7 separate regions of the Mus musculus genome follow, and all the other regions are linked to region 1. Evidence: chromatin loops called from intact Hi-C (ENCODE). Cell type or tissue: heart. All regions are shown on one strand. Region 1 holds the start of Gm26885 (predicted gene, 26885). Region 2 has its middle 6.7 kb from the start of Gm41556. Region 3 holds the start of BC004004 (cDNA sequence BC004004). Region 4 has its middle 12 kb from the start of Gm36199. Region 5 has its middle 36 kb from the start of Gm36199. Region 6 holds the start of Gm36486 (a long non-coding RNA gene). Region 7 has its middle 21 kb from the start of Fgd2.

What was found. Peaks named below come from ENCODE experiments on the same cell type or tissue, not always from the same donor. Only the 100,000 strongest peaks of a DNase experiment are listed, where the experiment ranks them.
Region 2: it touches region 1 in a loop (2.0-fold over the local background); 2 of 42 quality-filtered maps call a loop at or near these places.
Region 3: it touches region 1 in a loop (2.3-fold over the local background); 7 of 42 quality-filtered maps call a loop at or near these places.
Region 4: a loop joins it to region 1, with 4 times the contacts of the local background. A loop is called at or near these places in 14 of 42 quality-filtered maps.
Region 5: a loop joins it to region 1, with 6 times the contacts of the local background. A loop is called at or near these places in 32 of 42 quality-filtered maps.
Region 6: a loop joins it to region 1, with 2.9 times the contacts of the local background. A loop is called at or near these places in 16 of 42 quality-filtered maps.
Region 7: it touches region 1 in a loop (4-fold over the local background); 32 of 42 quality-filtered maps call a loop at or near these places.

What each region holds. Positions count from the first base shown.
Region 1 is chr17:29,491,281-29,495,280 of GRCm38, forward strand. Pim1 (proviral integration site 1) reads left to right here. Exons shown (of 6, transcript NM_008842.4): 2 at 45-151; 3 at 240-290; 4 at 385-751; 5 at 2,442-2,618; 6 at 3,310-4,000. The coding sequence ends at 3,467. It overlaps Gm26885 (predicted gene, 26885), which reads right to left and starts at 264. Exons shown (of 4, transcript NR_168683.1): 1 at 1-264. In heart, CTCF peaks have their summits at 73 and 1,651 (motif pointing left); DNase peaks (open chromatin) are centred at 691 and 1,531; H3K4me3 peaks cover 3,571 bases; H3K27ac peaks cover 3,250 bases.
Region 2 is chr17:29,047,633-29,051,632 of GRCm38, forward strand. No RefSeq gene overlaps it. Among named protein-coding and RNA genes, the nearest start is that of Gm41556, 6.7 kb to the right of the region's middle. In heart, a CTCF peak has its summit at 1,715 (motif pointing right); DNase peaks (open chromatin) are centred at 1,309, 1,659, 2,589 and 3,399; H3K4me3 peaks cover 612 bases; H3K27ac peaks cover 969 bases.
Region 3 is chr17:29,266,622-29,270,621 of GRCm38, forward strand. BC004004 (cDNA sequence BC004004) reads left to right here and starts at 2,167. Exons shown (of 9, transcript NM_030561.3): 1 at 2,167-2,381. In heart, a CTCF peak has its summit at 2,132; DNase peaks (open chromatin) are centred at 1,449 and 2,320; H3K4me3 peaks cover 1,878 bases; H3K27ac peaks cover 2,173 bases.
Region 4 is chr17:29,420,587-29,424,586 of GRCm38, forward strand. No RefSeq gene overlaps it. Among named protein-coding and RNA genes, the nearest start is that of Gm36199, 12 kb to the right of the region's middle. In heart, CTCF peaks have their summits at 952 (motif pointing left) and 1,922 (motif pointing right); DNase peaks (open chromatin) are centred at 2,775 and 3,605; H3K27ac peaks cover 1,746 bases.
Region 5 is chr17:29,396,325-29,400,324 of GRCm38, forward strand. No RefSeq gene overlaps it. Among named protein-coding and RNA genes, the nearest start is that of Gm36199, 36 kb to the right of the region's middle. In heart, a CTCF peak has its summit at 1,951 (motif pointing left); DNase peaks (open chromatin) are centred at 767, 1,947, 2,497, 3,117 and 2 weaker places; H3K4me3 peaks cover 2,139 bases; H3K27ac peaks cover 3,794 bases.
Region 6 is chr17:29,434,935-29,438,934 of GRCm38, forward strand. Gm36486 (a long non-coding RNA gene) reads right to left here and starts at 2,645. Exons shown (of 2, transcript XR_876726.3): 1 at 2,329-2,645. The region is part of intron 1 of Gm36199 (a long non-coding RNA gene); the gene reads left to right. RefSeq lists an enhancer at 1-424. In heart, no CTCF peak of the experiment used is centred here; DNase peaks (open chromatin) are centred at 2,477 and 3,617; H3K4me3 peaks cover 2,220 bases; H3K27ac peaks cover 3,653 bases.
Region 7 is chr17:29,379,909-29,383,908 of GRCm38, forward strand. No RefSeq gene overlaps it. Among named protein-coding and RNA genes, the nearest start is that of Fgd2, 21 kb to the left of the region's middle. In heart, CTCF peaks have their summits at 1,760 (motif pointing right) and 1,959; DNase peaks (open chromatin) are centred at 533 and 1,733.

The DNA.
Region 1 (4,000 bases):
CCGCGTGGGTCGAGCGCGCTGAGTGTCCCGTGCCTCTTTCCTAGGCAAAGAGAAGGAGCCCCTGGAGTCGCAGTACCAGGTGGGCCCGCTGTTGGGCAGCGGTGGCTTCGGCTCGGTCTACTCTGGCATCCGCGTCGCCGACAACTTGCCGGTGAGTGGGCAACGCCGCCTCGGGGAGGGCGCGCGGAGGGATGCTTTGAGCAGGAGGGTCTGATGGAGACTCGGGGGTCTTCTTCCAGGTGGCCATTAAGCACGTGGAGAAGGACCGGATTTCCGATTGGGGAGAACTGGTGAGTGAGCCGGAGCCAGAGACCCTCTCATGGGTGGGTGGGTGGCGACGGGCGTGCCGGAACCGGCGCGCTAACCCTCGCCCTCACTCTGCAGCCCAATGGCACCCGAGTGCCCATGGAAGTGGTCCTGTTGAAGAAGGTGAGCTCGGACTTCTCGGGCGTCATTAGACTTCTGGACTGGTTCGAGAGGCCCGATAGTTTCGTGCTGATCCTGGAGAGGCCCGAACCGGTGCAAGACCTCTTCGACTTTATCACCGAACGAGGAGCCCTACAGGAGGACCTGGCCCGAGGATTCTTCTGGCAGGTGCTGGAGGCCGTGCGGCATTGCCACAACTGCGGGGTTCTCCACCGCGACATCAAGGACGAGAACATCTTAATCGACCTGAGCCGCGGCGAAATCAAACTCATCGACTTCGGGTCGGGGGCGCTGCTCAAGGACACAGTCTACACGGACTTTGATGGTGAGCCAGGCCCCGGGGAGGGAGCTGCCCAAGGTGCCGGCCTGGAAGCCTCTGGCGGCCTCGGCTCCGGCCCTTTGTAAAGGTCATTGGGCCGCCTGGCTCAGAGCTGGCAGGGGTGGGGCAGAGGCGAGCTTCCCGGCATAGTACAGCCGGGGATTTCGAGCTGGTTGAACGAACCTGCAACATTTCTGGCGTGATTGGGGTTTTGTTGTTGTTGTTGTTTTTGTTGTTGCTGCTGGTGTTTGCTTGTTTTTCTTTTCAGCAGGAATTTATTAAATTCCATGCTTTCCCGGTGAATAAGAGGTCGTGGGTAGCCGGCTGTAGCCCAGATTTCTAAAGTATGACCCACTTTTCCCTCCAGTAGGAGGTGGAGCCGTTGGTGGCGGGAGACATTGGTGCTGATTTTTTTCTTTTTCTTTTTCTTTTTTTTTTTTTTTCTTTTGTAGTTTTGTTTTGTGGGGGAGTTTTAAGGTAGTTCTTAGAACTGCAGGGTTTTGTTTTGTTTTGTTTTGTTTTGCTTTTGAGGGTAAAGGAATAAGAGCCGCGGTTTCACCCCACTTGGGGGTGTTGTGGGGTGACGAGGCCTGGAATGAATGTTGTGAAATAAGATCTGTTGCTGGTTTGAAAATTAGTTGGGAGTCTCCGCTGGGAGGATGAAAACCTATCTACCATAGGGAGGGGCTTGGATCGCGTTCTTTCAGCAGTGGAGGGCAGGAATAGTAGATCAAAGCGCGAGGGTGGGTCACGATCCGAGTGGCTCACCCGGACAAACTATGGCCTTTCAAAACTTGTGACTCTGGCTTGTGGTTTGAATTTCTTTGGAGGATGCCGGGCTGGGCTGCGTTTTTTGTATTTAACAGTTAATGGCTGGCTGAGTCCTCCCCTGTGTTTTTCCCCCCCTGGGCAAGTCTTTGCTGCCCCCTGTTGAGCACCACGAGGCTAGCACCTTTTTTTTTTTTTTTTTTTTTTACTCCCCAAAGTTTGTAAACAGGAATCACGTGGTCTGAAACCAGCCCTGCAACTGTACCTTTCCAGTCTAGGGAGTGGGAGAGTGCAGTGTCTATGCCTTGCTTGCATAGAACCCGGAGGAAAGCACACCCTGAGTTAGTTGTGTATAAAGGCCCTCACCTGGGCCCGGTCTAGATGAGACTGGTGTGGCAGGGCCCTGGGGTCCTTGTAGTTAAAGGCTAACCCACTGAGTGGGGCCTCTAGACTTGAGCTTTTCGGTGGCTTTATTTGTCTTTGGGCCGATGTGTAAGGGATTTGGGTTTAGGGTTTTTGGGCTCCCAGAGAGCTACCATATCATTTCTTCATTTTCTGTCTGGACCAGAGAGGCAGAGATGGAGAGAAAAAAAAAATATGGTTGTTTTAAAGTCAAATCTGCCTGTCTGCCTCCTGAGAGCTGGGATTAAAGGCATGTGCCACCAAACCCGAGCCAGGCAGTGTCTTTATTAAAAAATATTTGAAAACCTAGTGGAGGTGGTGGTTCTTGCTTTTAATCCAGCCCTTGGGAGGTAGAGGTAGGCAGATCTCCGAGTTCAAGGCCAGCCTGGCCTACAGAGTCACTTCCAGAGCTACACAGAGAAACTTTGGAGGAGAAAAAAAAAATTAAAAGAAGCGGCTCAGACTAGCTGCTTTGTTAACTTTTTTTTTGCTAATGCTGGTTTCTTTCTATTCCCTCTGCTGGTAGGGACCCGAGTGTACAGTCCTCCAGAGTGGATTCGCTACCATCGCTACCACGGCAGGTCGGCAGCTGTCTGGTCCCTTGGGATCCTGCTCTATGACATGGTCTGCGGAGATATTCCGTTTGAGCACGATGAAGAGATCATCAAGGGCCAAGTGTTCTTCAGGCAAACTGTCTCTTCAGGTAACTTCCCTCAGACACCCCCAATCCTTCCCAAACCCTGGTTCAGGGTTGGTTTGGGGATTACAAGAGTGAGAGAGTATTCCTATCCACCTTTTTATTTTTATTTATTCATTTTCTTTGGGGGAGAGTAAGGCCTTAGCCTGCCTCTGACCCCCAACTGCTGGGACTCAAGAGATGGTGGGTTTTCACTGGGTCAGAGTACTCCATTTGGGCTCAAATTGGAACAAGTTTTATATACATCCCACCCCAACCCCCAGACCCTGTAAAATCTAAGTACCAGCAGAGACCCAGTCTCTAAACAAAGTTTAAAAAAAAAAAAAAAAAAATGAAGGTTCCGGATAGTGTCAGTGGAAGGCGTGAGGTAGGTAGGTGAATTGAATCACCTCATCTTGCTCACTGGTGGCTCATCAAAACCCTTGTCATCCTTCCTATTTCTAGTGAGTGGGTGTCATGGGAAAGGCCCGAGCTATTGAAGTCTGAAACCACAGGTTTAAGAGGGGAGGCACTTTTTTAACTGAAAGCTGATTGCTGGAGGCTTTCGGTATCCGTTCTTTCCCACCGGGCAGTGTTTGGTATAAAAAGTACCGTGCCTCTTTAAAAACCCCAGACTTGTAGGTCTGGGGAAGAAGACCTTTGCATTACAAAAACAAGTTGAGTCATCTTTAACCTCTGTCTGCCCCGCCTTCTGCAGAGTGTCAGCACCTTATTAAATGGTGCCTGTCCCTGAGACCATCAGATCGGCCCTCCTTTGAAGAAATCCGGAACCATCCATGGATGCAGGGTGACCTCCTGCCCCAGGCAGCTTCTGAGATCCATCTGCACAGTCTGTCACCGGGGTCCAGCAAGTAGCAGCCTTTCTGCTGCTGTCTGTCAGACCCTCCAGGGAGGGAGAGCTTGTCTTCTGGCCTCCCAACAGGACCCTGCGTGACGATGCAGGGACAGCAATGACAACTCATTCCAGACTCCAGGTCCCTGGAGGAGCCTCCCACAAGGGAAAGAGACTACTTCACTGGTCCTGGGCCCCTCTTTGCGCGCCCCGCCCCCAGACTCAGCGTCTAGTGTTGCTGGGCTCCCCTGAATCCATCCCTGGTTGGGGGTGGGAGTGGATCAGAGCCCTGTCGATGGAACTTTAGTCACCATGGAGACTGGGTCACCAAGATGGGCCGGGGGGGGGGGGGGGGGGGGGAGAGGAAAACAGTCTGGGGGGTGGGATAAAAACTAGCACCATATTTAAGTCCCTGTCACCTCTTCCAACTCCTGAGTGCCTTCTGTGGGGACTCCGCCTGTGCTGGGAGAAATACTTGAACTTTACCTCTTACCTGCTGCTTCTCAAACTCTGCCTGGGTTTTGCTTCCTTCCTCTCCTCTCCTTTCCCATCCCCC
Region 2 (4,000 bases), 440 kb before region 1:
CTTGAGTGTGTATGGCCTAGGGAATACAGGTCAGCCACAAAACATAGTTACTTCCAATATTAAAACAGAGCCAGCAAATTACCACCTTCTAGACTATGAGATGACCCAGTTCCTAACACATTAGCATTCAAGGTGCTCTACCAACGTGGCTTGGTAGAGTGCTTGCTTAGCATGCATGAGGCCTTAGGTATCATCCCTGGCATCACATGAGACCAGGCATGATGGTACATACTTATAATACCAGTGCTTGGGAGTTAGAAGCAATGGGGTCAGAAGTGCAAGGTGTTTTAAAAAAGCAAACAAGAAAGATGGTAGTGGTTGCACACCTTTAATCCCAGCACTCAGTGGCAGAGGCAGACAGATCTAGAGAGTCCCAGGATAGCCAGGGTTACATAGAGAAAGGGAGAGAGGAGAGGAAACAAAGGAAAGCAGAGAGATGGCTCGGTGGTTAAGAATGCTTCTTGCTCTTGAAAAGGACCTGAGTTCAGCTCCCAGCACCCATGTCAGGAGGTTCACAACTGCTTTGTAACTAACTTCAGGGGTCTGATGCCCTCTTATGGCCTTTGAGGGACACACACACAAGATAAATCTTAATAATCTCAATAAGCGTTCTTAGCTATGTAGGGAATGTAAGGCCAGCCTACAGGGCAGGGAAGAGTGCTGTATGGCAATTCATGCCTACAAAACACAGGGCATGACAACATGCACACAAAGGGTCTACCTTAATGGCTGCCCATGAGGCAGGGGATCACAGGGACCTCCTGGAAGAGACAAAAAAATATGCAAAACAGGAGGTGAAAATAGAAACCACTGCCTGGTGATAGAATTAAGTCACCCACTTAGTATTAAAAAGTTAATAATAAAATTTGGGGGCTGGAGAAATGGCTCAGTGGTTAAGAGTACTGACTGCTCTTCCAGAGGCCCTGAGTTCAATTCCCAGCAACCACATGGTGGCTCACAACCATCTGTATGCCTTCTTCTGGTGCGTCTGAACAGAGTGACAGTGTACTCACATTAAATAAATCTTTAGAAAATAATCATAAAATACGAGCACAATCAGAGATGGCTCAGGGGTTAAGAGCATTGGCTGCTCTTCCAGAGGACCCAGGTTCAATTCCCAGGACCCACTCTGCAGCTCACAGCCCTCTTCTTAGCCTCTAGGGGCATACATGATGCATGCCATACATAAAACACCCAGACGAATAAGACCAACAGGGAAAGGAAGCAGGATGGCTCTGGGCTCAACAGTGATACATAGTAGGTGCCTCACCACAGTGTGGGGCTCAGAAGAGCTTTCTGGGAGGACGGGGATCATTAGACACACCCACTCCTGTCAGTGCCAGGATTCGTGCCCCGGGCCAACCTCCAAGACCTGACAGAAGATGTTAAGGGTGGCTTGGAGAGTAGAGGTCACAGTCACTACTTTGGGGTCTTCATCACTGTTAGTTCACGAAACCCATCAGGATGCCAGGACATTGCCACCAACCATCACTGTAACTGATGACAGTGGCCTGGGTCATTATGGGCACCAGCCAAACGCTGATTTCCAAGGTTCCACTGCTGTTTCCTATGCCAATGGAATGTACCTATAAAACGGCAGTCACGGGTCTTGGTGGCATATGGTGGTGGGGGGTGTGGGGAGTAGGAGCCTGTCTAACCAGCTGGCCACCGCCCCGCCCTGGGCACAGAGTCTGTAGTTCCGCCTCAGATCACAAGGTGGCAGCAGCTAACAGTTCCAGACAAGCAAGGGATCCCAAAAAGGCCTTCAAAAACAGCTATTCCATTTTATTATGTTTCGTTTGTTCTATATTTTATTTGAAAGAGGGTCTATAAACTAAGAATAACCTTAAACGTTTTTCTCTTTTTTTTTTTTTTTTTTTTTTAAATTTGAGAGCTCTCTATATAGCCCTGGTTGTCCTGGGTCTTGCTATGTAGGCCAGGCTGGCTGTGAAGTCACAAAGATCTGTCTACTTGTACTGATTGTGTGTGTGAGTGTGTGCATGTGCATGCACTCATGCTTGCCCGTGCAGCTAAGTGGCCTTAAGTGTGAGGCGTGGAGGTGGTTCTCTTCACCTGGTGTGGGTTTTGGGGATTGAACTCTGGCCATCAGGTTTTCAAAGCAAAAGAGGCAAGGGTCTTATCTCCCTAAGTCATCTTTTGCCCTAGAAGGTGAATCTTTCTCTATACTTGTTGGCCCCTCCCATTCACTATCATAGAGACGTTTATGTGTATGTGTGTGTGGGTGCTCGAGTGCGTGTGCTCACTTGTGTGCATGCTTGAACACGCACGCATGTCCTCTTGAGTACATGCAGGTAAGGTGTGACTATAGGCGTGTGTGTAAAGCCATAGTGTAATGTGTGACTGTTTCTGTAGCTGGCAGTGTGTGAGGTGTACCCTTGTGACTAAGTCTGGGTAAAAGTGATGTAACTGTGTGTGAGACTATGTGGGCGACTGGCTATACGGGATGTGCCCCTATCATTGAATGTGGATGATGGCCACTGGATGACTGTGGGGTGGAGGGTGGGGATCAGCAGGCTCAGGTGTCGCCAGAGAGGCGGGAGGAAACTATAAACCTGGGCAATGGCCCCTTATCAGCGAGTCCTTCTGCTGGGTCCACAAGGGCAGAGGGCAAAGTCCATGCAGATAAGAGTGCTGGGCGCCAGAGGTATTTAGGAAGAGGAGGTGGGGTCCTACACTTGGAGTCCAGGGGAAAGAAAGAGCCCATGCTAAGTTCCATGAAGCTCCTAGATCTGGGATGGAGCAACACTGAGTGCTCAAACAGCCTGATCATCTCTTATACAGTGGGCAGGAGAAACGACCCTCCCAGGCTCAGCTTCTCCACCTGTCTTATGGTAGAAGGCTGTGGTCACCTTTATAGACCCTGCATATAGACTGGAGAAGACTCTGCTTTAACACACTCAGAAGCGTCCTACGAAGGGACCGGTGCTCATGAGGCATTGTGGACGAGAGAGACTGGGAGAGGAGCCCACACAGAGCCCGGCAACAGCACTGCTAGCTATAGCTGTTATTTTTCAGTCCTCTGCCACCCCAGCCTTCCAGGGACCACTGCCCTCTGGCTAGCACAAACCCTGGCTATCCCAGGGTGTGGGTGTCTGAAAGCACCAGCCAGCCTGAGGGGCTGCCATTGTGGTGACCTTGGAGACCAACCCTAGCCAGCTTCTGCCAGGGCTTCTGGCAGCTGAGCACCCCAGTTCTCTTAAAAAAACTCCATCTCGAGGAGTTTCTCCAGTTTCTCCTTTTGTTGGGAACGGGGCCGGGGAGGCTTGGGTGTCATTAGGGATTATTTTCAAACTACCGCCTTCCATCAGGTGCTGGCTAGAGTCTACTGGTCACCATGGAATTTCTTTTTTTAGTGTGTCAACAGCCGGGTTGTAGGCAGCTGTCCCCCAGCCAGGGCGGGAAGCCGCCTGTTACCCCGAACTGCCCGGCTCGGATTTCCTGGGCAGACACTTGCCTGCCTTTCATCTCACAGTCACGGAGCCCGGAAAGTGACTTCGAGACCACACGTCTTGTTGTGTCTAGTTATTCTGATGGCTTCACCTGGGAAGCCCTTTCCAAACATCAAAACCACACAAGAAGAGGGCATTTGGGTGGCTGGAGAACCTCTTCACCCGGGCTGCCCCTCGGAGGTGGTGGGCACAAAGTGCCAAGTCAGAGAGGAAGCTGAGAAAGCATTAAAATTCCCATCACAAGCTAATGTGTGTCTCAGAGCTAGAGCTGGTCCTGAAGCCCAGGAAGCAGGGAGGGGGTGGAGGAGGGAGTTAGAATTGAAAGCTCTGAAGGAACCTGGCCCTTTAAGAGAGGAGAGTGTGTGTGTGTGTGAGTGTGTGTATTTATGTGTGTGTGTGTGCATGTATGTATGTATGTGTGTGTTGATGTGAGTGTGTGAATGTGTGTGGGTGTATATACATGTGTTTATGTGGTTGTGTGAATGTGTGAGTGTGAATGTGTGTGTGTATGTATTCACATATATGGGAAT
Region 3 (4,000 bases), 220 kb before region 1:
AACTCAGCTTTTAATTAGTTAGGCCTGAAAACCTCTGCTATATCCAATTCATGACTCCTGAGTCAAGGTCCCTAAAAGACTAACAGACAGTTGAAGGTGACATGGGGCTCTAGGTCTCTGTCACTGTGTTACCTCTGACATCATGGGGGCTCATTCCTGAGTCCACCCAAAGCATCATAGGTGAGTGTCCCTGACCACTGCTTGGCTATGTGTGGTCTTGGTTTCTTTGCTTTTCTTTTTCTGGGCAAATCCCAGTTAATGTTTACCGAGTGATGCTGCCACAGAAGGTAGAATAGATTCATCTACACTCTGTTCCTAGCTCGGAACAGTAAATGTCTCTTCTTGGGAGACATCATCAATAAGGTTTAATCCCCCAGATTTTTTAAAAGGTTTTTTGTTTGTTTGTTTGTTTGTTTTTGTTTTTGTTTTTGTTTTTTATATGTACATGAGTACACTATTGCTCTCTTCAGACACACCAGAAGATGGCAATGGATCCCATTACAGATGGTTGTGAGCCACCATAAATTGAACTCAGGACCTCAGGAAGAGCAGGCAGTGCTCTTAACTGCTGAGCCATCTCTCCAGCCCTTCCCCCCTCCAGCCCTGTTCAAGAGAACAGCTAGAGATGCCTTGGAAAGAAACTCCCCAAAGCAGCCCAGTCTGTGAAACACCTTTTTTTTTTTTTTTTTTTTTTTTTTTTGGTTTTTCAAGACAGGGTTTCGCTGTGTAGCCCTGGCTGTCCTGGAGCTCACTCTGTAGACCAGGCTGGCCTTGAACTCAGAAATCTGCCTGCCTCTGCCTCCCGAGTGCTGGGATAAAAGGCTTGCGCTACCACTGCAAGGCTAGCCCTAAATTCTTAAAGACATTCTCTGTTCTCTTCCAGCCTGTCATCTAAGGAGGCTGCCACTCTGATCGTCACTGTTCTCTGTAAAGCTGGTGTCCTTAGGGAAACAGAACTGTACCTCTTCAGTGCAGTCTCACCTGTCTCTCTTTGCCTTGCAGCTTCAAGTGATGGGAACTCTGCTAACCCCAGTTCTCTCACTCGGTGAGGTTCTGAAAAGGGGACTTTGAGAATTTCCAAGGCCACCATAGATGAATTTAGGCTCCATATATTCTCCTTTTTAGTTTTTTTGTTTTTTTGTTTATTTGGTTTTTCGAGACAGGGTTTCTCTGTATAGCCCTGCCTGTCCTGGAACTCACTCTGCCCGGCAGCTACAGACAGTTCTAAGCCATTGTGTGGGTGCTGGAAAGTGAACTCTGGTCTTTTTCTGGAGCAGCAGGTGCTTGTAACTCCGGAGCCCTTTCTCTAGCCTGTGTAACTGTCATTTTAAGGGGTTAAAAACAAAGTCAGTTCTGGCAGGCTTAGTATGTCAGCTGAGGGTACAGGTAGTAGTGGGTGTCAGGAAAGGAGACTTATTTGTGCCTGTATGGGGAGAGCGTAGAGTGGCCTGGTGGCCTGGAGTCTTTGCTCTGGTTCATCTGACCCCATCTCACAGTCACCATGGCTTTTGAGTTATAGCATCAGGGCTGAGCCCAGCATTTTGTTTCAGGTCCCCGGGTAGAAATCAGTTAAAGGTTCTGATATAGAGGCTTGAGAGATGGCTTGGCTGTTCAGAAAGCTGTTTTCCCAAAGAATTTGAGTTCAGTTCCCAGAATCTATATCATTCTGCTCACAGTTGTCTGTAAGTCCAGTTCCATGGGATCCGGTGCCTCTGAAGACACTTATGTGCATGGAGAAGCGTACACATACTACACACACACACACACACACACACACACACACATATACAAACAGTTGCTGACTGCCACTCCCTATTTGTGAGAGAAACCTGCAGTCAGTTAACCAGCTCCATAAACCTGTTTGGCTGGTTCATGGTCAGGTGTTGTGAGAATGTTCATGTTACAATATATAATTCTTGAAGCAGTTTCCTAAGAGTACAGTGCTTAGTGATGCTTACCACAGAACCAGCAGTCAATAGATACAAACGAGTGAGCCAAGTGTAAATGGGAATGAATTGAGTCAATGAGTCCGGACCCCTAAAAAAATTTTTTTATTATTATTATTATTGTTGTTATTAATATTTTGAGACTTCTACGACTGAGAAGGCGCAGTAGTGCCATCTGGACGTCAGGGGGAGCAAGAGCACAAGCTTTTCAGATACCGCGAGATTTGCCCCGCGCCCCGCGCCCCGCGACCTCGCCAGATCTGTTTCGGAACCTGGGGCGCAAGGAGCTTTTCCTTTGTGTTCCAGCCCTGGCCGGCGGCGCGAGAACCACTTCCGGGTCGCGCTGCCGGAAGCAGGAAGTTGTTGGCCCACCCTCCTCGCCCGGCGGCTGCTGTCCCCGAGGCGGGAGGAGCCCGAGAGGGCGCGGGCCCGCATGTGAGTGACTGGGGCCCGAGGCCGGGAGGGGGGAGGCCGGCCGCCCTCCGCGGCCGCCGCTGCCTCGCGCCGCCCTCCTCGCCGCTCCCGTCCGCGTTCTGCTGACTGACAGCACCCCCGACCGCTCCCCGGGGCAGATCCCCTCTGACATCTTTCCCGAGGCTCCGCGGGGAGGGTGACGGGGTCCGACACTGCTCGAACTTGGTTCGCAGACGTGGCGGCCGTGTCCGAAAGCCCTGACCCCGCTTGCCAACCTGTCACAGATGCCTTAGCGTCACCCCTGAATGGCCCCTTCTTAGACATCTTAGCCCAAATGTTAAGGAGGAAGTACTTAATTTAATTTTATTTATTTTAATGTGGACTTAATGTGATAAACTTGGCGTCTCAGAACGTGGCATGGCACACTGACCCGTTTGCAGTCAATCGCCTGCCAGTACGAGAAAAATAAGCTGCCTAGTGTTTCCTTGCATTTTAAGACTTAAACCTTGCAAGCCATGTGTCGTGAGTATGCTATGTCAGAAACATAAAGGGACACGTTTGTCTTTTCACAGTGCCAGGCACAATGTCTTTCACAATGGAAGTACAGATTCACAAACTGGGTTTCGTTGGCTGCAATTTTGCCAAGATTTCGAGATTTCCCTTGACAGCTGGCCATCACCGAAAATAGAATATATCATTCCAGTCTTCACTGGTGATATTAACTCTCACCGGAGACTACACATCCCACAGTAATTATATGTCTATGTAGGCTATTGAATAGCTGTGTAAGGGGTAAAGAGGCCACAGGAGTTCTAAGAGGCCTTACATGAAGCAGAAGACAGATGTAAAGAGAAAGACAAGTATTCATGATAAGGTATGAAGGCTTTGGAGCTGAGGGAGGCCCGGAGCTAGACTTCACCATTGAGGTGAGCTTGGGAATGAACTGGAAGATGGTCCAGAAGGACACACAGGTGGCCACATCAACAGTGGCAGGAAGGGGAGGATCTTGAGCTCCAGAGATTGGTAGGAGTTCTCTGCTGTCAGCCTTTAATGAACACACTCGTGGTTACACGGGCAATGGGGGCTCTTGTCATTATAGCTTTAGAAGTGTTCATGGGGCTCAAGTGAAGGTGATCGATTTTTGCCACTTTCTAGGGCATATGATAAGTTGGTTTTATTTAGTGTATTTGATAATGGATCTCCTGGTGTGAATTCAGTACCCTTATGTGTTCATAGAGTTCTAATTTATTTTGATAAGTTATGGTTGGTTGGTTGGTTGGTTTGGTTTGGTTTTCCTCCCTGGCTAGCCTGGAACTCACTCTGTAAACCAGGCTGGTCTCCAGCCCTCCTCTGCCTCCCAAGTGTTGGGATTAAAGGCGTGTGTCACCTCATCTGGCAGCCTCGATAGGCCTATAGGTGGAAAACTCTGTTTATTAACTTTTAGAAGTAAGTGGTTGTCAGTCCGTTCTGCGTGAGAGACGCTAACAGGTGGTGGAACCCTATGCACAGTGAGGCGTGGTGTGGTCTTCCTGCTTCTGCATTCCCACTTAAAATAGAGCCAAACGCTGCTTTTATAGAATGGAGTCACCTCGGGCAAGGTACAACCTGAAAACTGCTGTTTCACACAGTATGAAGTAACA
Region 4 (4,000 bases), 71 kb before region 1:
CCACCCTGGACTACATGAGGCCCTGTGTCATCATTCCAAAAAAACCAAGGCCAGGAGTGGTGTTATGCACCTTGAATCCCTGTACTTAGGAAACAGAGACAGGAAGAGCTCTGTTAGTTCCAGGACAGACTGGGGCTGGTCCAAGTCAGTCAGAGGTTGCAAAGTGAGCCCCTGTCATCCCCCCCCCCCACACACACACACACACGCTCCTTTTCTCATGCACTTGAGCACACACCCATGACTCACGGGTCATGAAATCCAGGCACTGGAACACACACTTGCAAGCTGAGGCAGGAAAATCTCAGGTTCAAGGCTAGCCATGGTTACATGGGGGGCGACATGACAGAGTGAGGGAGAGAAGGAGGAGGAAGGAAAGAAGGGAAGCAGGAAAAGAGAAGAAAAGAGAAGAGGAAAACCAGCCATGTGTGTCAGCTCCAGGAGGCTGGGGCAACAGACCTCTAAGCACAGGTCCCCTACACAACAAAACCGGCTTAAAAAACCAAAGAGGCGGGTCTACCTCAGCCATCTGTAACTCTTCCTGGTACTGTATACACAGGGTACACACATGTACCTACAGAGAAAAACACCCATATACATAAAAATAAAACAAAGGTTAATTTTTTTTAAATAGGAGCCAGACATGTGGTGTGCACACAGTATGTCCCCACTTCTATGAAGTTCAAGTCTAGACAAAGCTAGCTGCCGGTGGAAGTCTGAGCAGCAGCTGCCTCGGGTAGGGAAGAATGCCCTAAGAAGCAGGAAGCAGGGAAGGGAAATTTACAGGCACCTAGGACTAGCTGGCACTCTGAAGGGCTGAAGGCACCACACGTATATGCATATATGCATATATATATATTGATTGATTGTAGTGAGCTGGAGAGGTGGCTCAGTGATTAAGAGCACATTCCCAGCAACCACATGGTGGCTCACAACCATCTGTAATGGGACCTGACGCCCTCTGCTGGTGTGTCTGAAGACAGCGACAGTGTATTCACATACATAAAATAATTAAAGCTTAAAAAAAGAAAAAAAGAAAAGTGTCAAGTAGGCATTATAAAAAAGGTAGGCTTTTTTTTCTTTTCTTTTCTTTTTTTCTTTTTCTTTAGATGTTTGTTTGTTTATAGTCTTTAAAGAGAGAGTTTCTCTGTGTAGCCCTGGCTGTCCTGGAGCTCACTCTGTAGATCAGGCTGGCCACAAACTCAGAGATCCACATGCCTTTGCCTCCCCAGAGCTGGAATCAAAGGCGTGTGAAACCACTGCCTGGCAGGCAAGATTTTAGCTTTTTTCTGTTTATGTATTGTACCTCAAATGAAATAAAAATAAGCTGGATGGGAATATAATATTCCAAATAAACCAATATGCAGCAGATCAATTGGCTTCCTTTTTTTTTTTTTTTTTTTTTTTTTTTTGGATGTGTGGTTTTTCGAGACAGGGTTTCCCTGTGTAGCCCTGGCTGTCCTGGAACTCACTTTGTAGACCAGGCTGGCCTCGAACTCAGAAATCCGCATGCCTCTGACTCCTGAGTGCTGGGATTAAAGGTGGGCGCCACCACGCCCCACTTTTTTTGTTTGTTTGTTTTTGTTTTTGTTTTTCCGAGACAGGGTTTCTCTGTGTGGCGCCACCACACCTTCAATTGACTTCCTAAACACTATCTTGTGATACATTCTATTTCCCAACAAAGCCTAAATTAAAATAATGGTTTCAAGGAGTATTGGTGCATGCCTTAAGTCCCAGCACTTGGGAGTCAGAGGCAGGTGGATTTGTCAGTTCGAGTCCAGCCTGGTCTACAAAGCAAGTCCCAAGACAGCCAGGGCTATGCAGAGAAACTCAAAAAAAAAAAAGTGTTTGCAAACATTTTTGAAAGTTATTTTTGTGTATGTGTGTTTGTGTTTGGGGGTGTGTATACCACGTGTGTGCAGACATGCTCAGAAGCCAGAAGAGGGTGCTGTTGTGTGCTGCCTAATGTGAGAGATGGGAGCTAAACAAGGTTCTCAGAAAAGAGCAGCAAGCATCCTTTGCCACCGTTCTCCAGCCCCTAACTCATCTTAATACAAATCTAGCTTAAAAAAAAATCCAGGAAATGAGCTTAAACACCAAATCAAATGTAATGAACACGTTTCGACGTCTGTTTCACCTTCACAAAGAACTGACACCTGAGGCGGCAGAACCTTGCTGTTGGTTTTTTATTTTTGAGACAGGGTCTCTTGTATTCCAGGCAAGCCTCCCTGGTTATGCAGCCACGACTAACTAGCCTTGGACTCCTGGTCCTCCTCGCTCAGCCACATTGGGATTACAGTTGTGTGTCTCCACACCTAGCTCTAACCTCTAACTCTGGGGTCAGGCTTGCTTCAGTGAGCCTTCGAGGAAAGAGCTCACACATACACATCCCCACACACATGGTACCTGGGATGCCTAGAGATCCTGCCCACCTGCAGAGCCTGGCTCACAACATACCAGTGTATGGTGTACACGGATCTGGGCCTGGCACCCACCCACAATGCTTCCAGTCAGCACTTGTATCCAGACAATAATATCCTGTAATTGCAGCTCGGATTTGGAATTTGTATCTGAGAACAGAAGGGCACAAGTGAGTCCCTGATTAAACAGGTCAGATAACGATATATTGCAACCAGGACCTCTGGAATCTCTTCCCAGGGCCTTCTTGTTACCCAACGGCTCATTGCAGGCAGCTCTGTCCTCTGACATTGACGCCTCCACCCCTCCTTCCCACCTCTGTCCTATCTGGGCCCAGAGTTGGCACGCTGAAGCTCACTTTGCCAGCCAGCACCTCTCCTGACCCAGCTCTACCCACGCCCAGCCTCCCTCTGTGTCCAAGCAGAGGACACTGGCCTGCCAGGTTTCCTTGCCTTCCTCTTGCTGCCCCAGCCCCTACAAAGAACACTCTGAATATAAACAAACAAATCCACTTGGGGTTTCCCCTCACCTTTACAGAACTGCACTGCCTGGCAGTCTGCTGAGCCCATGGAAATATCCCGTACCTGCCTAATATTAAGTCACCAGCTAGTCCAGCCCTGGGTGGCTGGTACCATCAAGAACTGAACTTTGGGTTTGGGGCTGGAGAGATGACTCAGCAGTTAAGAGCACTGACTGCTCTTCCAGAGGTCCTGAGTTCAAATCCCAGCAACCACATGGTGGCTACAATGAACTTATAATAAACAAACAAACAAACAAACAAATCTTTAAAAAACAAAACAAAACTGAACTTTGCGCTATCCTAGTACTTGGCAGGCAGAGGCAAGTGGATCTTTGAGTTCAAGGACAGCCTGGTCTACATTTTGAGTTGCCAAAAAAAAAAAAAAAAAAAAACCAAAAGAATAAAAACAAACAAACAAAAACAATTAAAGTTGCTTTAGTAATTTTTTGTTTTGCTTTGTTTCTCCAGCCAGGGTTTCTCTGTGTAGCCCTAGCTGTCCTTGAACTCAGGGATCCTCCCGCCTCTACCTCCTGAGTGCAGGGGGATTAAAGGCTTATGCCTTCACACCTGGCATGTATACATTAAAATTGAAGCACCTGTGACTAGTGGCTACTACAGAGGGACAGAGAGAGAGTCCTCCCAGCATCCTGAGGGCCAGCATCTCTGGAAGGCCTCCAGACTGCTAAATATAGAGATCTGTCCATACCAGCTCAGAAAGGCCATCTTCTCCCAAGTGCCTGGGACACTGGCTGGACCATCCATACAGAGTGTCAGACTGTTGCAAATGGAACCCTTGATGTAGGGAGTCACCCGGAAGCCTACCCTAGCTCTCAGGGCAGTTCAAAACCCCAGCACTGCTAGAAAGTCCCATCATGGGTCTTTTCTAGAACATGCTGAGGAAACACAGGAGAACTATACCATGAGTACTTGGAGCTGATCATGTCCCCCAGCCCCCCAAAACCCTAGTCCTCAGCACGGTGGTTCTGCTTCTCCCTCACCTCTATCCCCTCAGCATACTCCCACCCCCTACAACTGTATACTCCGAACCCACATCCCCATACCCCT
Region 5 (4,000 bases), 95 kb before region 1:
TAGCAAGATCCCTTCATGGTGACTGTCTTCCCAGCTCTTGGAAGGAGAAGTGGTGTGTGTGGAGGGGGGGGGGCGTTGGCTATCTGGTAAGTCCCTATGTGATAAATAAATAAATAGCTTAGGCAGCTGAGTTTGATGTGTGGAGTTTGCATGGTGGAAGAACCACTCCCCTAGCAAACAAGTCTGGTAGCGCATGGCACACAAGCACACACACACATACACACACCACCATCACCACCACCACCACCACCACCACCACCAAATTTGGTGACTGCACACTTCAAACCCTCTCAGCCCTTCGTGGAAGCAGACCAGTTCAAGGCCATCCTTAGCTACAGGGAGAGTTGGCCACCAGCCTAGTAGTTTGTGCCACATGAGACTATGTATCAAAATCAACAACAAAACAAACAAAAAAAAATCTTTTCTAGACAGATTTCTAGCGTCAGCCCAAATGAGAGATTGGCTACATCCAGAATCCATTTCATGCCAACCTGAGATCACCTATCATTTTGCCTGAAGTCTCACGGGTGGCACCCAGTGTGGGCCTGGCATAGCGCCATACTGATGAGGAAATACATAGATAAGGGGAAGAGTGTAGTTCTGTCTCCAAGGCCTTGGCACTGAGAGTGCCACCTGCCCACAGGCTCAGACAGCCACGTGTGGACATGAGCACCTGCCATAGTCCTCCTGAGTATGGTGTCTCCCGGGTCCTTTCGGTTGTTCCTTGACACCAGCAGTGCTACTTTCTGGCCAGCAGGTGGTGCTGTGTGCCTCTGCTGCAGGCTGGTCCAGCCTTAAAGTCTCCCTTGCTGTCAGGAATAGAGAGGACTGAGCTGGCACAGAGCCCACAGGGTATCTGGGCTGCTTGGGGGCTCCTGGACGGAGGTGGGAGGATGGGGTAGGGCAGGCCATTCTGGTTTTCCTATCAAACAACCAGGGGTCTGGTGCCTCCCATCCCAAACGCCGATTAAGCCATGTTAGTCTAAAGCCAGACCTGAGGGGACCCAACAGGACCTCTTAAGTTTTGGGCAGCTCTGGGCACAGAGGTTAAGGAGCATGGCCTCAGAATCCTATTGCTGGCTCTGCTTGTTTGTGTGTATTTTTAATTACTGTCTGTGTATTGTTGTTGTTGTGATTGTTATTATTATTATTATTAATGAAAGAGGGTCATGATAATCCCTAAAGTGAGGTTGTGGTATTCAATTGTGGGGTAGGTACTCTTGAATGGTCCTGTATCCCTCAGAAGTTGGAGACAGACTTAAGAGTCATCAATCAGTTCCTAAACCTGCCAGCGCTATATGAGAACCAGAGTCAAAAAAGAGGCTCAGGGAGAGGCTGGTCTATACTTAAAAGCACTTCTACTCTGGTTTGGGTCCCAGTATCCACGTGGTGACTAACAATAGCTTGTAACTCCAATCCCAAGGGATCTGACACCTTCTGACCTCCATTAGCTCCGGCATGTGTGTCGTTCACATGCACACACACACACACACACACACACAATCACATAAATAATCTTAGCTTTTTTCTTTAAGTTAAAACGGGGGCGGGGCGGGGTGGGGGGAGGGATGCTGTCTGGCTTGTTAGATTTCATCTGAGCAGCCTCACCTCCCAAGCTGCAGGTTGGCTGCATCTGGGGTGGAGTGTGTGCGTTTGTGTTTCCATCCAGTTCCTGGGTGGCCCTGGTGCTGCTGTGATTCTGGCGGACCCGGGTGAGAACCACAGGAGGCTAACAGTCCCAGGAAAGCCAGGGTTTTGCACCAGGCAAACAGCAGTCGCCTCCAGCGAGGAGCGGATGGAGGCCAAGGAGACAGATGGGCACACCCCAGGGCAGCAAGGGTCCCTGGGGAGGAGACACCTCCCCCCTCCACCAGGAGCCTGGGCGGAAGGAAATGGAGGAGGGTCGATCACCCTTTCCCGCCACATCTGTCAGCATGGCCAGCCCCGCCCCCTACGGGCCCTGCAGGGAAGAGGTGGACCCAGGCGCGGGCCCAGGCAGATGGCCGGCCTCTTCGATCCACGTGGCTGCAGCGTTTCCCTGGAACGGGCGGGTGGATCAGTTCCCCCTATCAGCCTGGGCCTTTGCTTCTGGGAATTCACGTTTCCTTTCTCTTTCCTTTCCCTTTTCAATATTAGACTTTAAACAGATTATCATTAAAAACAGTGCAAGGCCGACGATACAGCGCGCCGCAGTGCAAGTCGGAAAAGTTAAAAAAAGAAGAAGAACAAGAAAAAGAAAAAAGGTGATATTAACACCCCAAACCAGTGTTTGGTGAATAATCACTTCAGGACCGGGCCAGTAGCTCCGTGGCAGGGAGCGTGCCTGGTATTCAAAAGGCTGAGGTTAAACCCCTGCAGTAAACAAAACTCGCTGGGGGTTCTTTGAGACACAGTCCCAGTAATTAGACTAGCTTGGGACTTCCGACCCTCTGGCCCACACCTTAAATGCTGGGATCCGTATTCACCACCAATACTGGGTTCACTTGGCAAGGGGTCTGCCATCTGGACTTCATGCATGCTAACCAGCAGCCATACCTGCAGTCCTTCATGCACATACCCGGGGGTGTTTGTTCGTTGGATCGAACTCGGGCTTGGTGGCAAAAAGCCTTACCTGCCTTACCCGCTGAGCCATCTTGCCAGCCCCTTTTTGCCCTTTTTTGGGGTACTTTTGAGACAAGGTCTCACTCCATAGCTCTGACTGCCCTGGAATTTGCTCTAAAGATCAAGAGACCCTCCAACCTGTCATCCTCCTGCTCCTGCCTCCGGAATTACAGCGATCCCACGTGTGCGATACCTGGCGATAACATTAATAAAGTTCATTTGCTTTTCCCTGCCTATGTGTCTGCCTGGCACGGGACATTAAATCCAATTGCTATTGCAGAGTGAGCATGGACCTTTGACATTACGATACATAGGAAAACTAAGGTGAAGGCCCACACAGTGACCCTAGCGAGATAGGAGAAAGCGTCAGCCAGCGGGATTTACACCCCTTCCTGCTTCAGACTTGCAGGCTCATTATTTATTTATTTAGCTTCTCTAAATAACCCCAGGGAAGGGCTGTAGGCCTTAAGTGCTGCCTTGCATTTCAGAAGGCTCGCCCCAGGGAACTTCCTAGAAAGGGACTCACTGGGTCAAAGGGCATGGGGGTGTGAATACTCGGTGTGTTTAAACAAACTGCTTTCTGAAGAGGTTGCACAGGTTGACGTGGGGGTGGGAGGGGCAGTGATGGCGGCTTGCAGGTGCCGAATGGTACCAAACCCTGCCTGTGAAATACAAGGAAGATACTTAAGGACCCACATACACACACACACACACACACACACACACACACACACACACACACACACGGCAATCACCCGGCACAGGCCACCCAGATGCACACCAAAGCATGCGGCGCTGCCCTTCTGCTTGGGAAGCCAAGGTTGCTCAGGTCCTGTTTCATGTCCAGTCTGCATACAAACAGGACTTCAAAACACACCCTATAAGTATCCCCCACCCCACCTCATAGCCCCTTTCCATCTCCCCCAACCCCATCCCTTGCCTCCTTGGCAGGTCCCCAACTCGACCGGCCAGGAAGCAGGGTGTGGTGGTGCTGAGTGCTGTCAGTCCTAGAACCCTGAGTTACAGGCCAGCCTGGTCTACATAGCAAGAGCCAGGCCCGCAACATATGTCTCGAAACAAAACTAAAAAAAGAGTCTCGGCCAGGGTGGCTCACTCCTGTAATCTCAGGAGCTGATTTCGAGACCTGGGGGGGGGGGGTACTGTGAGTTGGAGGCCAGCCCGGGCTACAGAATTAAATCCCCCCACCCCCAAAAGACCAAGCAAGGAGCCACATGCTCATAACCTTAACATTTGAGAGATGGAGGCAGAGAACTCAGGAATTCAAGGCCTTTCTTGCTCGCATACCAGGTTTGAGGTCAGACTAAACAAGAGCAGGGAGATGGTTCTGTCTGTAGAGTATTCGCCTCTAAGCAGGAAGGTCTGACTTCCATTCCTGGAA
Region 6 (4,000 bases), 56 kb before region 1:
TGCTGAAGTACAGCTGAGTAAGGGTTGTAGTCCAATGATTAAATGATTAGAGCTGGCTTCCATGTCCCCAGCTGACCTCACCTCAAGCAACGCTCGCTGCACCTGGGCCTCAGAGGTCATTCATATATATATATATATACATATATAAATGTACACACACACACACACACACACACACACACGTCCTTGTGTAGGATCCAAATCCAGTTCCCATCACCCACCACTGCCTGGGGCTGCAGCTCCAAGGATTCACTTTAGAGGGCACTTGCACACATGTGCAGAGACACACACAAACATTTAAGAAATCTTCTCTGGGAGCGATGGCACACACCTTTGATCCCAGCACTCCGGAGGCAGAAGCTGGCTTACCTCTGTGAGTCCAAGGCCAGCCGGTCTACAGGACTTACCTGCAACCTGCCTTACCCATCTTGCCCCAGCTGTGGTGCATCTGGACTACTCAATGACCTGACATCCTTCCCACTGTTCTTGAGACCCAGGCTCCCAAAGTTCCTTTCGCAGAGTACCTTTCTACTCAGTTGCCCTTTTTCAGATCAAAACCTCATGGGTGTGCCTCTATGGGTGGACTCTACGTCTCATGCCTACGCTTTAGTTGCAAGGGTTTCTGGGAAAGTAAAAATTCTTCTCTTTTACTTTGGGGAAGTGGGATTTATGAAGTCAGAAAACCCTACGCACAGGAAAGTTGATCAAAGGACGCTGAGGCTCATGAGACACGACAAATGTCACACAAATTGTGGCTTGGCTTATTCCTCTACATATATGGAATGGCTTAATTATATCATTGCAACAGAGTCTACTATAGGCCAGGCTGACCTCAAACCCACTTTGTAGTTGAGCATGACCTTGAACTCTTCATCCTCCTACATCTTGCTGGACTCAGAGGCCGGAAGCACCACACCTGCCCTTCTGTGGCGCTGTGGGAGGGAGTTGAGGGTGCTTGGTGGGGCTGGGGTTAAAAGCGCTTGCTGATGTTGCAAAGCATCAGAGTTTGATTCCTAGCACCCACATGAGGGGCCTTACAACTATTAACACCAGCTTGAGGGGATCTGATGCCCACACAGAGGAACAAAAAAAAAAAAATCCAGTTTGGTGGTGGTGCACACTTTTAATCCCTCCATTAGGCAGAGGCAGGTGGATCTCTGTGAATTTGACATCAGCCTTGTCTACAGAGTGAGTACTAGGCCAGTCAAGGCTCTATAGGACTGTGTATTAAACAAAACAAAAACTAAAACTAAAAGTCCTAGCAACTAAAGAGGTGAAAGAGGTTTTTTAAAAAAAAAAAAAAAAAAAAAGCAAGCACCTGGCCTAGGGGTGCACTCCTTTAATCCCAGCGCTCCGGAGGCAGAGGCAGGCGGATTTCTGAGTTCAAGGCCAGCCTGGTCTACAAAGTGAGTTCCAGGACAGCCAGGGCTAAACAGAGAAACCCTGTCTCGCCCCGCCCCCCCCAAAAAAAACCATGTATGTGTTTAATAAAATGTGTATGTTTCCCCTCTCTTAAAAAAAAAAAAAAAAAGCCGGTTGTGGTGATGCACGCCTTTAATCCCAGCACTCGGGAGGCAGAGGCAAGTGGATTTCTGCAGAGGCAGGTGGATTTCTGAGTTCGAGGCCAGCCTGGTCTACAGAGTGAGTTCCAGGACAGCCAGGGCTACACAGAGAAACCCTGTCTCGAAAAACCAAAAAAAAAAAAAAAAAAGCAAAGCAAAGTGCGTAGGACCTCAGTTCAATTCCCAGCAACTCCTGGGAATCTAGTCTCTGGCCGGCCTGCACCCACATGTATACATCCATATACACACCCAGACATGAGCATAAATTATAGTAGACAGGTTTTGAAAGAATGAAATAAATAAGCATCGACTGGTGACCATGGGCCACCCGTCTTCCCAGCCCCTCAGACCCGGGTCAGATCTCCTCAGCATCAGGCACATTTCCCATCAGAGCCTAATTCCATTCTGCTGATTATCTGATGGATGTCTGCCTCCCGTGGCCTACAGGGAGCTCGCACTGCTGTTCTAGACCTAGGAAGACCGACAAGGCCCAGCCACACCAGGTCAGGACCGGGCTGCAGGGCAGAGAGGGGCTGAGACCAATCACAAAGACACTCTGCAGCCAGCCTCCCGCCTGCCTCCCGGTCCCCAGAGAGGAGCAGCTGATGGGTTTCTGAAGCTCTCCAATCCAATTATTGCCCCCTCCTCGCTGGTGGAGGCCGAGCCGCCACGCCCTTCCCCGAGGTGGAGACTGGTGGGAAGGGAAAAGACGATGCTGAATTCTGCACATCGTGACCCACCACCTCCTGGCAGAAGACTGGCTCACCGTTACCCTGAGGCTGCTATGACAGCGCCCGTTTCCAGGCGACTGTTCTCGGGGAATGGTCTGTTTTGGCAACCGGAGGGCCCCTGGGTAAAGGGGCCTCCGTAGGCCGTACCATTTGCATAGCAACCTCCTCCCTCCCACGAGCAACTCTGCGACATGCGACAGCCGGGGCGCCCGCCCCTGTCCTCGGCCTGGCCCGCCCCGCGGCTCAGCTCCCGCAGCCCTGTCACGGCCTGCGTCCTTTGGGAGCAGCGGCTACCCGCCCAGCCAGGGTATTTCCGGAGAGGCTTGGTACCCAGGAGACCAGGGGAAGTGTGCTGGGGGCAGGGGGGGGGGGCACAAGTGGGGGGAGGGGCGGTGAAATATAATCTTTCAAACCAGAGTCTGGTAGCATCCCAATGCGTTGTGGATAAGGGAGGATGGCTTATAAATGTTTATTTAGGTAATCCGGGAGCGTGGCCATGGTGGGTACTCAGAAAATGCCTTTTGGGTCAGGTCATTGGTAGGAATTTGGAAACTCGTGGCTTGAGGAAAAAAAACAACAACACTGAATTTTTTTTTTTTTGAGAGTCTCATTATGCAGCCTTTGCTGGCTGCTATATGGACCAAGTTGGCCTTGAACTCAGAGAAATCCACCTACTTCTACCTCCTAAGTGCGGGAACTGGAACCTGGCCCAATACTGACTTGTCCGTTTGTCTTTTACTGTTCGAATTCACTAATATTGTTTTTTCTTGTAGCTTTTTTTTTTTTTTTTTTTTTTGGTTTTTCAAGACAGGGTTTCTCTGTATAGCCCTGGCTGTCCTGGAACTCACTCTGTAGACCAGACCAGGCTGGCCTCGAACTCTGAAATCCACCTGCCTCTGCCTCCCGAGTGCGCCACCACGCCCGGCTCTAAGTAGCATATATTAATCATACATAATAGTAAATATTTCATCATGACATTTACGTACATGCATAGAGTTTATTCTGATCTCGGTCACAGCCCCACTTTAAAAAAATATTTCCTATCTAGAAATACCTGCCAGTGATGTTTTGGGGGGGAAAAAAGCCAAATACTTGCAGGCAGAGTTGGTTTATCTAATTTGAAGAAACTGAAAGAGAATCCTCGGAGTCCTTGCTCCTTCCGGTGCACACCCACCCCATTCCAACGACAACGACACGCACCCCACCCCAACGAGTCCTGTGATGCCAACTGAGATGCCAGGCTGGACCTTCAGAGCACAGGAACCGCCCAAGGACACTTGCCTTCACTGGAACCCAAGAGGGGGCTGGGCAGAGGCAGGTCACCCCAGCTGAGTGATCATATTACCCTGGCAGCTGTCCAAGGGGCGTTTCCCAGCTGCACCTGTTTGTAGGACGATTGCTTTTATCAGTATTGACACAGCAGCGGGGCTGGGAACAGCATTGCAATAAATAAATGGGGGGGGGGGGGAGGGGGCGGAGCAGGGGCAGAGCCACTGAGGCCAGCAGAAAAGGATGAGGTCTTTTGATTGTCAGCACTTTCAGTTCAAATCCCCCCCCCCTCCCTGGAATCTCTGAAGATCCTGCAGGCTGCCTTGTGCATGGGAGCCCTGGGTCTTAAAGAGACAGAATTGCAGAATCACCTTATGGTCCCTTCACGTCTGGCTCAACAATTAAAAGCAGCGGCTGCTTTTGCAGACGACCGAGGTT
Region 7 (4,000 bases), 110 kb before region 1:
GTGTGTGTGTGTGTGTGGTGTGTGTGTATGCTTGTGTGGTGTATGTGTGAGTGTGGTGTGCATGCATGTGTATGTGTGTGAGGTGTTTCTGTCTGTGTCTGTGTGTACGTGTGTGTTTTGAACCAGGTTCTCAGTTTATAGCCTTGTAGCCCTGGCTGGCCTGAAACTAGCTATGTAGCTCAGGCTGGTCTTACAGAGAACCCCCTGCCTGTATCTCCTGAGTGCTGGGATTAAAGGCACACAAGTCCACACCAGGATGCTCTGGGTGTTTTATCACCATGATCGAATTCCACTGCTTTCCAGATGAGGACATCTACTCAGAGAGCTTAACTGCTTGTCTCTGGGTCACACAGCTGGTGCGTAGGAGAGCCAGTGACATGGGGGGAGGAGGTAGAGAAAAGAGGGCGAAGGAGTTGGAGAGACATGGATGGGAATAAAATGGACATCTCCGTCTGGCCCCTCCTCCCCTCAGGGATGCTTGGAGTCAGTGAGATGGCTCAGCGGGTCAGGATAGAAGTTCCTCAAACATTGAAAATAGAACTACCATCTGGCCCAGCTGTGCCACCCCCTGGCTGCACACCAGGACCCTAAGTCAGCACTCCACAGGGATGCCTGCATATCTGTGTTTCCTGTTGCACTATCTCTGAGAACTGGACCAGCCCACATGTTCATCAACAGATGAATGATAAAGAAAATGTGTCACATATGCAGAGTGGAATTGTATGCAGCCATGAAGAGGAACACTGTTGTGACATTTGCATGAGATGCGTGGGAGTTATTGCATTTAAGCAAAATAAGCCAGACTCAGAAAGACGGACACCAGACATGGCGTGTTTCCTCTCTTTCATGGGACCTGGATTTAAAAATGTATAAATATGTCTATATGTTGGGTAAAGTAGGTCATAAAACAAGAAAGGGAACCATGAGACAGGAAGAAGAGATCCTAAGGGGAAGAGTGAGTAGTGAACACAGGACATAAGAAAACAGAAGGGGTAGGTAGGAGGGGACCAGCATGGGGAAATGGGGACCCAGGAAGGGAGAAGAGGAAAGAGAAAGTAAGAAAAATACATGCAGGAATGCTACAGGGGAACCCATGCTTTGTGCTGACTTTAAAAAAATAATTTAGGGGCTGGAGAGAGAGAGTTCAGGAGTGAAGGACATTTCCTTCTGCAGAGGATCCCATAGCCCAGGGCAGGCAGCTCACAACTTCAAGCTGCCTGTAACTACAGCTTCAGGAGAGCCAGAACACTCTTCTGGCCTCCAAGGGTGCACACACGCACACATGCATGCGCACACGCATGCGCACATGCACACGATCTTTGCATTGGAGAGATGGATTTTGCAGGGACCTGGGTTCAGTTCCCAGCTAGGGAAGGGACCTTGACACAAGGGATCATGACCATATATATGTCAGAGCCTGGACAAAGCTTACCTCCCCCTGACTTCCCCTGTGGGACATTACTCTTCTGCCCAAGGGTCTGAGCCGCTACCGGCACTCGGGGCTCTGAGGAACTTCAGGCTCCATTTGTTCTTTTCTTCTTGTTGTGATCTGAGTGCCCTGTGTTGCCAGCACAGCATCTTTCCATCCGGAGCCACACCCTCATCTCCAAATCAGCCCGTAGACCCCAGTGTGAGTCCACACAGATACAGATGAAAAGGGAAAGGCCGGGGAAGGTGGGATGAGTCAGGACACTCAATAACTGACAGTTTCCGAGTCACATACAGCTAACACTAGGGGGCAGCATCTCCCAGGAGTTAGTGTCCAGCCCACTGTAGAGCCACTCCTCCGCCAACCCCCTACAGTTTGTGTCCACTAGGGCAGGGCATCTAGATTGGGTTACCTCAGACTGGTCCTCCACCCCTGAGGATGGAGACGGAGACGGGGATGTCTGCTGAATGAATCTGTGCATAGCCTGATAGGCAGTCATGTGAGCTTCTTGTCAGCTTTTACTTTACTTTACTTTAATTAATTAATTTATGTATTTATTTTAAGATTTATTTATGTATATGAGTGCACTGTTGCTATCTTCTGACACACCAGAAGAGGGCATCAGATCCTACTACAGATGGCTGTGAGCCACCATGTGGTTGTCGGGAATTGAACTCAGGACCTCTGGAAGCATCTCTCCAGCCCCCTACTTTTATTTTATTTTATTTTATTTATTTATTTTTTTGTTTTTTGGGGGTTTTTTTGGTTTTTTTTTTTCAAGACAGGGTTTCTCTGTGTAGCTCTGGCTGTCCTGGAACTCACTCTGTAGACCAGGCTGGCCTTGAACTCAGAGATCCACCTGCCTCTGCCTCCCAAGGTGTGCGCCACCACACCCGGCTCTACTTTTATTTTTTAATTAAGGTTTTATTTCTTTCTATGTGTGTGAGTGTGTGTCTATGTGCACCATGTGTGTGCATGTGTGGAGGAGACCAGAAGAGGCCCTGGATCCCCTGGGATTCTGGGTCTCATGTGCCCAGGCTGTTCTCAAAATCAATGATATTAAAGTCCTGATCCTCTTGTCTCTCTGTGTTCCGTTTATGTAGTAGTGCTGGATCACAGAGATGTGCATGGCGGACAACTCTCTCCCGATTGAACCAAATCACCCCCTCCTCAGAAGGAGTCCTTCTCGCCCTAAGCCCGCCTGCTTCCAGGTCAGCATGGATTCCATGGGAGCCCTTGCTCATTCTCTTCCACATTCCCACGCTGCTCCTGGCTCTAAGCCATGACGCTGGTTTAACCCCTGAGTGTCGGTGCTAATACCAAACCTGATCACACGACTCCTTCTAATTCTGAAACTGTTGAGGTTTGAATGAGATGTCTCCCACAGGCCGGGCGTTTGAACACTCAGTCCCCAGTTGGTGACCCTGGTGAGGTTTAAGTGCAACCTTGCTGAAGGAAATATGTCAATGGAGGTGGGCTTTGAGGTTCAAAAGCCCCTCGATATCCCCAGTTCTCTCTCTCTCTCTCTCTCTCTCTCTCTCTCTCTCTTTGCTTAGTGCTGCTATAGTTCCTTGCTCTGATGGTGTGATGGTGGATTCTTTCTCTCTGGAACTGTAAACCCAGATAAATCCTTTCTTTTATAAAGATGTGTTGAGTGGGCTGGGCTGGAGAGATGGCTCAGTGGTTAAGAGCACCAACTGCTCTTCCGAAGATCCTGAGTTCAAATTCCAGCAACCACATGGTGGCTCACAACCATCCATAATGAGATCTGATGCCCTCTTCTGGTGTGTCTGAAAACAGTTACAGTGTACTTAGATATAATAATAAATTAATCTTTAAAAAAATATGTGTTGATCATGATATTTTATCACAGCAATAGAAAAGTGACCAAGCTGTGTGTCAGGAGGTGGTTCCCATCTACAGTGGTGTCAGGTTAGAAATCTGTCTGATGGACTCCTCCTTTGTGGGTCACTAGGCCCTTTCGATCTAGCCCCTGGGTCACCTCTCAAAAGATAACCATCTGTACTGGCTAGTTTTGTGTCAACTTGACACAGCTGGAGTTATCACAGAGAAAGGAGCATCAGTTGAGGAAATGCCTCCATGAGATCCAGCTGTAAGGCATTTCCTCAATCAAGGGGGAAAGGTCCCTTGTGGCTGGGACCATCTCTGGGCTGGAAGTCTTGGGTTCTATAAGAGAGCAGGCTGAGCAAGCCAGGAGAAGCAAGCCAGTAAAGAACATCCCTCCATGGCCTCTGCATCAGCTCCTGCTCCCTGGCCTGCTTGAGTTCCAGTCCTGACTTCCTTGGTGATGAACAGCAGTATTGGAAGTGTAAGCCGAATAAACCCTTTCCTCCCCAATTTGCTTCTTGGTCATGATGTTTGTGCAGGAATAGAAACCCTGACTAAGATACCTTCTCTATCACCAAGGCTCCCAGATGCACCCCCAGGGCCTTTGTGCCTGTGGCTCCTTCAGCAGAGATTCTCTGGCACGTCCCCTGATAGACTGAGACCCCTGCCTTAATGGCCTTCCTCTGGGAGGCTCCCTGACCAGCTTCCTAGTCCCCCTTTCCC